Regions from separate parts of the Homo sapiens genome. Here region 1 is linked to region 2. The links are chromatin contacts, found by Hi-C or POLR2A ChIA-PET in ENCODE. All regions are on one chromosome and are shown on one strand. Each heading gives the region's core, a stretch centred on a gene start or an enhancer-like site at or near the end of the contact. The rest is flanking DNA. Distances are from core to core; before and after follow the strand shown.

Region 1 (4,733 bases), core at 1,213-3,712, 93 kb before region 2:
GGAGGCTGAGGGAGTTGAATCGCTTGAACCTGGGCGGCGGAAGTTGCAGTGAGCTGAAATCATGCCACTGCACCCCAGCCTGGGCAACAGAGCATGACTCTCTCAAAAAGAAAGAAAAGAGAAGAAAAAAGAAAAGAGAAGAAAAAAGAAAACAACCCAATATTTTAAAGTGTGCAAAATATATAAACAGACATTTCATCAAAGATGCTATATAGATGGCAACTAAGCACTTGGGGAAAAAATGCTTAACATCATCAGACATTAAGGAAACGCAAGGAAAACCACTATTAGATATGTCTACATACCTATTAGAATGGCTAAAATAAACTTTTTAAAAAACTAAGCTGGGGCTGGGCGTGGTGGCTCACCCCTGTAATCCCAGCACTTTGGGAGGCTGAGGCGGGTGGATCACTTGAGCTCAGGAGTTGGAGACCAGCCTGGCCACCCAACAAGGTGAAACCCCATCTCTACTAAAAACATAAAAATTAGCTGGGTGTGGTGGTGGGTGCCTGTCAGCCCAGCTACTCAGGAGGCTGAGGCACGAGAATCACTTGAACCCAGGAGGTAGAGGTTGCTGTGAGCCAAGATCACGCCATTGCACTCCAGCCTGGGCAACAAGAGCAAAATTCTGTCTCAAAAACAAATAAACAAGAAAAGGTTTTAAAAATTGATAAACCACTAGCAAGAAAGAGAGAGAGGACACATCAGGCTTGAGAGAAGTGACATCATCATAGACTGTGCAGACATTAAAAGGCATAGGCATATTAGGAACTAGATATTACTAAGGCAGTAAACCAGATCACTAGCAAATTCGTTGAAAAACACAATTCATCAACTATTGGTTGATAATACTGATACGCATCTTCTGTGTGCCAGGGCCTTGAGGCCCTGCTCCAGGCAGAAACTCGGCAGTGGTTGGGAAGGCATCAGATGTCAGATGGCACAAGAGGACTCAGAGCTGAGGGATAATGGGAAAGAACACAGAGGAATCCAGCCATTTCCACAGCGTCCAGCTCTGCTGTGGGAGGCTGGGAACAGCCCAGCACTACCACCCTGGACTGGGAGGACAAGACCACAAAATGCAGCTTCCCTGAACCTCCTCTTGGTGATGGGGTTGATGTGGTCGAGGTAGAGGTGAGTATGTCTGGAGCCTCAAGCAACTGCCCATACCTGCTGGGACCAGGCCGAGGTGCCCAGGGAGTAAGAGGCAGCATCCTGGAAGAGCACAGATGAAAGAGGCCCTGAGAAGTGTTGGTTGGCCAGGTGCTGTGGCTCACACCTGTAATCCCAACACTTTGGGAGGCTGAGGCGGGAGGATCACTTGAGCCCAAGAGTTCAAGACCAGCCTGGGCAACATAGTGAGACTCATCTCTACAAAAAATAAATAATAGAAAGAAAAATGTGAGTTGGCCAGGCATGGTGGCTCATGCCTGTAGTCCCAGCTACTCAGGAGGCTGAGGTGGGAGGATCACTTAAGGCCAGGAGTTCAAGACAAGCTTGGGCAACACAGTGAGACCCTGTCTACAAAAAATAATAATTAGCCAGACGTGGCGATGCATGCCCAGGCTCCCAGCTACTTGGGAGGCTGAGGCAGGAGGATCGCTTGAGCCTGGGAGGTCAAAACTGCAGTGAGCCGGACTGCAACACTGCACTCCAGCCTGGGTGACAGTGTGAGACCCTGTCTCAAAAAAGAAAAAAGAAAAGAAAACTGTGCTCTTAAGAGCCAGTTCTCCACTCCTCTACCTCAGGAGCCACCCCAGAACCCATCCACTTTGAGGACACGAGATCCCAGCCCACTCAGCCCTGGGAGTCCAAAGACATTTTAAACAGAGCCTCTCTTCACATTTATTAATTCCTGGGAGGAATGAGGGAGGCTTCTCCAGCCCCCCAGAGACCCCGGCCTTGTGCTGCAACAGGAGGGGAGGGAGCCAGTCCAGAATCCCCGGCACTTCTGAGGACACCAACAGCACCCTGGGCCCGCGGCTGCATCAGCTTTCTAGACAACGGGAGAAAAGAGAAATGGTGGAGGAGGGGAAATCCTATGCCCTCCTCCTCGCGGAAATCAAGGCCGACCTCCCTGACGCCCCCCCGGAAGGAAGCGCGTGGTCGGCTGCCAGCCGAGACCCCCATCTGCGCCTCCAGCTGCAGGGCCTTTGCTGGGCGGTTCCTCGCCCGCAATTCCCCCACGAGCCCTGGGGAGACCCAGCGCTAACCAGGGGTGCCCAAGGGAGGAGCCGGGAGAGGCCCTCCTGGAGGTGGGCACAGCCCAGGCAAACATCAGCAGACGGAACCAGCACCCGGGACCCAGGGAAACGTCACCTGCCACCAGGAGCTCCACAGGGTCGCTGAGCTCCGATTCGAAGGTGTGGGGCACCCAGGAGCGGTAGCGGCACCTGTAGTTGCCGGCGTGCTGGGGCCCCACGAAGATCAGCTCGAGGTTCGCCGCGGCCCCGGGGGTGCGGACCGTCTTCACGGCCTTCGTCTCGCCCTCGCGCAGCAGCTCGAAGGTGACGTCGGGGATGGGTCCCTCGCAGCGCAGGACGGCATCTCGGCCCGCCAGGACCGCCCCACTCCACGTCGCCCGGAGCTGAGGCCTGGGAGGGGGTCCTGGGCGGAGCGGGCGGGTGGTCGGGCCAGGCCACGCCCCAGGCCACGCCCCAGGCCACACCCCAGGCCACACCCCAGGCCGCGCCCGCGCCTGCGCCTCAGCCCCGGCTTCATCTTCCCTGTCTTGTTCCTGGGCGCAGAGGGCTCCTCCGGCGCCGCCGAGCTGCGCCCGCTGCCTTCACACCCCGGACATCCGCGCCACACGTGAGTGTCCCCGCACCCCTCCCCCAGGACCGTGGAAGTCCCAGATTCGGGCCTGCTCTGGGGCTTCTGGGGTCCCCAGCCTCGGTCACTCTGACGGGTGAAGGGAAGAAGAAATGATGGAGAAAACGGTGCTCCTTCATGGAGGGACCAAAAAAGGACATACAATCTATGTCAATAGATGAGGGTTTTCCCTCCATAAGTTTAACTTTAAAAGTGTATTTAAGGTGCCGGGCGCAGTGGCTCACACCTGTAATCTCAGCACTTTGAGAGGCCGAGGCAGGCGGATTGCCTGAGCTCAGGAGTTCCAGACCAGCCTGGGTAACACGGTGAAACCCCGTCTCTACTAAAATACAAAAAATTAGCCGGGCGTGGCAGCGTGCGCCTGTAATCCCAGCTACTCGGGAGGTGGAGGCAGGAAAATTGCTTGAACCTGGGAGGCAGAGGTTTCAGTGAGCCAAGATTGCGCCACTGCACTCCAGCCCGGGTGACAGAGTGACACTCCGTCTCAAAAACAAACAAACAAAACAAAACTGTAAGGAATCAAATGTTACAAAATCCTGGAAGATTTTGGTAATGCTGTTGATAATTTCAGGGAAATTAATGAAGTACATGTAAGTGCTTGATTTAAATGTGTATTTTATTCAATAGTTTGAGTATCTTGCCATGGAAGATACTAGCCCAGCCTAGCAGAAAAGTGCAATATGTATAATATACTTTCGCATTTTAAAAGTTATATTCCCTATCCATTTTGAAATGCTAGCCAAACTACATGAAGTTATTTGCAATTAATTGTAAGCTAATCAGGAATTTTGAAAGCTTGATTGGATTAACAAACTATAATGTTGAAATTTGGTAAAATCATAATGTTAATTTTTACTGTGAAACGTTTTCTTGTAAGATAGATATACACATCCTAGTTTAATTTTGTGTCTTAGTGTGGATTTACAAATTTACTACAGTTATTCTGAGCCCAGGAACCCAATCAGATTTCAGGCCAGTTTGATACTGGCTGTTCTTAATTCTAACAGGAGAGTAGGACATCATACTAAATGTTATGTCAGTGGGACTGTGTTGTCTTTGGAGCTTAGTAAATTAATCATTTTCTTCAGACTTTAAGGAGAGTGATAAATAAAATTTGGAGTCATAGGATATAGATGTACAATTTAAAGATTAAACATTTTTTTTTTTTTTGAGATGGAGTTTTGCTCTTGTTGCCCAGGCTGGAATGCAGTGGCATGACCTGGACTCACTGCAAACTCCACCTCCCGGGTTAAAGCAATTCTCCTGCCTCAGCCTCCCAAGTGGCTGGGATTACAGGCATGTGCCACCACAGCTGGCTAATTTTGTATTTTTAGTAGAGACAGGGTTTCTCCATGTTGGCCAGGCTGCTCTTGAACTCCTGATTTTGTGATCCACCCGCCTTGGCCTCCCAAAGTGCTGTGATTACAGGCGTGAGCCACCTTGCCTGGCCAAGATTAAACATTTTTCATCAATTGTGGATGGTGGCTTATAACACTGCAAGAATAGGCTGGGCATGGTGACTCACAAGTGTAATCCCAGCACTTTGGGAGGCAGAGGCGGGCAGATCACAAGGTCAGGAGGTCAAGACCAGCCCAGCCAACATAGCAAAACCCGGTCTCTACTAAAAATACGAAAATTAGGTGGGCATGGTGGCATGCGCCTCTAATACCAGCTACTCAGGAGGCTGAGGCAGGAGAACTGCCTGAACCCAGAAGGCGAAAGTTGCAGTGAGCTGAGACTGCACCACTGCACTCCGGCCTGCAAGAATAAAAGTAAGTTATCCAAAAAAAAAACAAAAAGGAGAAGAAAAGGGAGGAATGAAGGAGAGAGATGGGGTTGGGGGGCAGAGATGAGAGAGAGAGAAAGAAGAAAAAAGAAGAAAGAAAAGAGAGAAAGAAGGA
Region 2 (4,866 bases), core at 2,364-4,863:
TCCTGGGCAACAGCTATTAGGAAAGCTCATGAGGCTGCTCAGAGAGAGACAGGGGAAGTACACACAGCAGAACCTCAGCACCCCAGCACCTACAACAGGAAACCCGAGAAGGAAGCAGTACCCATGATCTGGCTTTGGGATGAACAGAGCTTTCTATGGGGAAAAGACACAAGGCATAAGGTAGTCATCACCATGCTGAGACAGGGCATTACCAAGTGAGGTCACAAGCTCAAGGTTTTCCAGCATCACACTGTGGTACAGGTGCCTCTGGGCTGCATCAAGGAGCTCCCACTCCTCTTGGGAGAAGTATACAGCCACATCTTCAAAGGTTACCATGCTCTTCAATGTGGGGACAGCTGAGCCACAGGGCCAAGAAGTATGCTGACAAAGAAACAAACAATTGGTCAAATGGAAATATGCAGGACCTTGCTGTGTGACTCAGAATCCTGATACATCTACCACTAATATCTCTTTTTCTTATGATCCTCTCAGTCCACCCACTACTCACCCATCCACAGCTTATCTTCTTCCTCAGGGCCCCCACCTAACATGCCCTGGAATTAATGGTGCCCCTCTCTCCTAGTAGTCCCACTGGTCACTGTATCCAGGCCAACCCAACCTAGAGGAACAATAGGCAGGTGGGCAGATGGATGCTTCCTCCTCCCTCCTGCTGGCCAATTTTCCTTGTGTCTTCTGGCTCATACCTCCCAAACATAAGAAAATTTGGGCTTCCCTTTCTTAAGCCTCTTGTACCAGGGCCATGGGCCCAATGGTTCACATTCTCTCACCTTTACATGTCACTCCTCAGACCATACAGTTCTTATATTTCCAACCCCTCCCTGTTCACACTGTAGGCATTCTCCCTAGCATCTCACCATGCACATGGCATACCTGACAGATGCAACCGGGATCCATTCCTGGTCCAAGCCAGCTACAGAGCTCCAAAAACCCCACTGCAAGAGGCAGTCATAGCCCCTCAAGTCAATGCCTCCCCTGCCAGCCCTGTTCCTTCAACCATCAGCTGCCCAGAACCATAAGCAGATCTCAAATATCTCTTCCCTCTGATATCTTTGCCTTTGTATGTGTTGTCTCCTCCCCAGTCATAGCTGTCCTTGCTCTTCCTAACACTCAAATCCAAGATCCACTGGCCCCCACCTTGGCTTGGGGACTCAGCTTAGGCTGACCCTTTCTGATCTTGCCACTCCACCAGCCTGACAAAAACCCCAGGACCCTATTTAAGAAGAGATAACATGCCCTGACCACAAGAAGGATGGCCGCAACAATGTAGTGAGCTGTAGAGAAGCAAATCAACCTAAACCAAAGCCCAACTCTCATCCTACTTTTGCCGCTATGCTTCACTGTTGTCCTAGACCTACTCTCTGCTCAGGAGGCTCAGCCACTATCTTGAACCCAACCCACAACTGCATGCAGTGTCCACACACAAGCATCCATCCCTTGGATGTTTCCAGCCTAAACCCGACATAATTTCATAATCACATGTTTAGTGGTCTACTTGGCACCTCAATTTGGTAGTGTCTGGGACATCTCAAATACAACATGGCCAAAATCCAACTCTTTATCTTCCCCCTGAAATCTACTCCTCACACCAACTTCCACATCTGAAAGATCTAAGGTCAATTTTTTTTTTTTTTTTTTTGAGACAGAGTCTCGCTCTGTCACCCAGGTTGGAGTGCAGTGGCGCGATCTTGGCTCACTGCAAGCTCCGCCTCCCGGGTTCAAGCCATTCTCCTGCCTCAGCCTCCCGAGTAGCTGGGACTACAGGCACCCACCACCACGCCTGACTAATTTTTTGTATTTTTAGTAGAGATGGGGTTTCACCGTGTTAGCCAGGATGGTCTCAATCTCCTGACCTAGTGATCCACCTGCCTCGGCCTCCCAAAGTGCTGGGATTACAGGCGTGAGCCACCACGCCCGGCAATTTTTTTTTTTTTTTAAGACAGAGTCTCGCTCTGTCACTCAGGCTGGAGCGCAGTGGCACGATCTCAGCTCAATGCAACCTCCATCTCCCAGATTCAAACAGTTCTTCTGCCTCAGTTTCCCAAGTTGCTGGGATTACAGGTGCACACTACCATGTCCTGGCTAATTTTTCTGTATTTTTAGTAGAGGTGGGGTTTCGCCACGTTGGCCAGGCTGGTCTTGAACTCCTGACCTCAAGTGATCTGGCCGCCTTGGCCTCCCAAAGTGCTGGGATTACAAGTGTGAGCCACTGCACTCAGCCTTAGGTCAATCTTAACATTTCACTTTCTTTCACTGTCCCACATCAGGTAATCCATGGCCCAGTTTGGGCAGATTCAGAAGCCAACCATCTGTCCTACCTCCACGGGCACCCCTCTGTCCAGCTACCCAAAGCACACATCTGGACCACATCTGTCAGCTCCTCACTGGCCTTCCTGCTCCACCATCACCATCCCTCCAGTCTGCTGCCCACTAGGCATCCATAGGGCGTCTGTTAAGACTGGAGTCAGAGCACCTACTTCCTCTACTCCAAACCTTCCATGGCTCCCACCACCATCAGAATAGAGGTCCAGCTCCTCAGGCTGCCATTCCAGGCCTAACTATTGGTTTCCCTTCCCTGTTTCCACCAGACTAAATGGAGACCGGCAGTCCCCAGAATGCTTCCATTTCATCACCACTAAACAAGGTACACATGCTGGTCACTGTCCCTGGGACAGCCTTCCAGATCTCATTCCACAGGATTCCAGAAATGGGAATCCCTCGATATAACCCCTTGCCTGGATTCAGGATGGTAAGGGTAAGTGACTCCCAGGGCAGGGCCCAGGACCCACGTGTGAGGACAGGACACGATCAAGAGTCCCAGGACACCAACATCCCCTCTATCTGGGCTTCAGGATCCTGAGGGCCGGAATCCCAGCGGGTGAGGGCCTGGGGCACACTCCACTTACCTGCGCCGGGCCCATCAGCAACGCTGGCAACCCCATTAGAACCTGTGGGCTGGGCAGGGCCATAACAGGAGGCCCAGGGCTAGCCCTGCCGCTGGGCCGAACCCTCACACTTCCGCTGGGTGACGGTCGCACTCAGGACCTGTCTTCCCAAATGCAAAATGCGCGCAAGGCCTCTGGGCACCGCAGGGACGAAGGCTGGGTATGGAGACCCTGGAGACGCGTGGCGCTGGCTCCACTTTCGGGAACACCTTGGCTCATAAAAGCAGAGTAATTAGCCGGGCACTATGGTGCGTGTGAAGGCGCGGTGACGGTCCCTGCACCCACTCCCGTGCCCTGGTGTGGCTCCAGAGGCCTGCTGTAGCCCAACCCACCAGCAGCAAAATGAGGACCGCAATGGCGGCGCCGGAAGTCCCGCCTCTCAATGACAGCTCGGACTTGCCACTGGTCCGAGCTTTCATTGGCTCAAGGATCCCCGCCGTCTATGACGCTATTTCCCTATGCCCGTCACGCTACTGCTAGGTCGTTGCCAAGGTGATTGAGGAATGGCGTTTATTGCGTCGCTGCTCAGGCAACGCAAACTACATTATCCAGAAGGACCCTCGCGGTGCCTCAGGGCTGGCCATTGGCAGCCGAGGAGACAGGCACTTCCGGGCGGAGTGTAAGACGCTGGCCAATCACAGCCTGGCAGCGGGACTTCCGTCGTCGTCCTCGGACCATCACTTTGGCATTTCTCGATTTTGTCTGCTTCTGAAGGGACCGCGTTGTCAGGCGAGGGACGGAATCTTGGAGGCTCCCTGGGCCCATGGAAACAGGAGCGAGGAAGGCACGAGAGTCGGGGAAGTTCCGCCTTCTTGACATACAAGCGCCCCCACCGCGGCGAATATCGCCCCTGAGCCCAGTGTTCGCCCCCCACAACACCGCACCCCCCTTCCCCACCCTGTGCCTTAGATAAAGCCGGCCCAGTGGGACCCTCAGGTTGCACCGCGCGGAGGTGTCCGCGGCTCTCGGGAGTCGTCGCCCTTGGCGTTATGTTGGCTTTAGGGAGCGCGAGGCCGAGGCCAAGAAAAGCTACGCATTGGGAGGTCTTGACCCAGTGTGCGCCCGGCTGTAGGCATGGAACGTGCGCCAAAGGTCTCCTGGCACCCACTCCGCTGGACTCAGCACCATTGTCCTAAGTCTCCGATTGAGAAGTATCTGCCCCAGGTCCTCTGCGGGCCCCACTGAACAGTGTGGAGCGTTCACAGGTTGGGGGTCACCATTTCAGAATCCAGTTTGTTGAGACGTGGAGGGTACAGGAGGAGGGATCTGCATATGCGAAGACTTGGACTTGACCCTGACCTGAGCGTTCAGGCAGGCTCTCATGCCCCCTTGGCAGCGAGTGGAGAGCGTAAGAGGAGTCCTGCCTCTCCTGGCACACCGAGGGCGCCTGGGAGCCATGAAAGGTGTTGAACAGAAAAGGGATGGACATGACCTGAGTTAGAATTTGGAAAGTATTTCAGTGGTTGCTGAATGAACACACTACTGGAGAAGGTGGTTGTAGTGGGGCTGGAAGCAGGGAGACTGTGGGGGAGGTTATTGCAGTATTGTTCCAGACAGTTATGATAGTGGCCTGTCCAGAACGGAAGCAAGAAGGATGGGAGAAGTGATCAGATTCCCAGTGGATCTTCAAGATAGAGCTAATGGAATTTTTTGCTACCTTAGATAAGTGGAATAAGCATGAGTAGGGGTGAAGGACCATCCCAAGTAGTTAGGAAGAATTAGGATGCCTCCTGTGGAGAATAGAGGTTGGCAGTTGGCAGGAGGAGGATGTTTCATGGAAGATTAGCGATGGATTTTGTAGGTATAGAGTCTGAATTGTCTGGAGACCTGTGAGTGGAGGTGTCAAATGGGCCTCTGGATATATAGAATTCTGGTGTGGCTTCAGGACGTCCAGACTGCATTA

The links. A loop is a pair of places that touch in the nucleus more often than their neighbours do. ChIA-PET counts read pairs that join two places held with the same protein, here RNA polymerase II (POLR2A). Pooled maps may share reads with other maps.
Region 1: a map with no recorded cell type shows a loop between it and region 2 (7-fold over the local background). The contact joins the enhancer-like site here to the promoter of ZNF132-DT in region 2. A Hi-C loop is called at or near these places in 2 of 37 single-sample maps with no recorded cell type and 9 of 50 pooled maps. POLR2A ChIA-PET finds 5 or more read pairs at or near these places in 9 of 52 experiments (GM12878, HEK293T, K562 and 6 more).

Annotation. Positions count from the first base shown.
Region 1 is chr19:58,345,034-58,349,766 of GRCh38, forward strand. A1BG (alpha-1-B glycoprotein) reads right to left here. Exons shown (of 8, transcript NM_130786.4): 7 at 2,320-2,607; 8 at 150-1,996. The coding sequence ends at 1,989. Among named protein-coding and RNA genes, the nearest start is that of A1BG-AS1, 4.6 kb to the right of the region's middle. RefSeq lists enhancers at 1,761-2,261, 1,929-2,208, 2,262-2,762, 2,979-3,058 and a silencer at 2,459-2,788. Within about 2 kb of position 2,463, at least 27 of the 41 ENCODE cell types and tissues checked have a DNase peak (open chromatin) inside an H3K27ac peak, as active enhancers do; they include GM12878 and OCI-LY7, where a contact is called at or near this core.
Region 2 is chr19:58,436,835-58,441,700 of GRCh38, forward strand. ZNF132-DT (ZNF132 divergent transcript) reads left to right here and starts at 3,614. Exons shown (of 1, transcript NR_186311.1): 1 at 3,614-4,866. ZNF132 (zinc finger protein 132) reads right to left here and starts at 3,319. Exons shown (of 3, transcript NM_003433.4): 1 at 2,925-3,319; 2 at 213-381. The coding sequence starts at 2,987. It also overlaps a transcript of ZNF324B not described here. RefSeq lists enhancers at 2,985-3,495, 3,728-3,857, 4,007-4,516.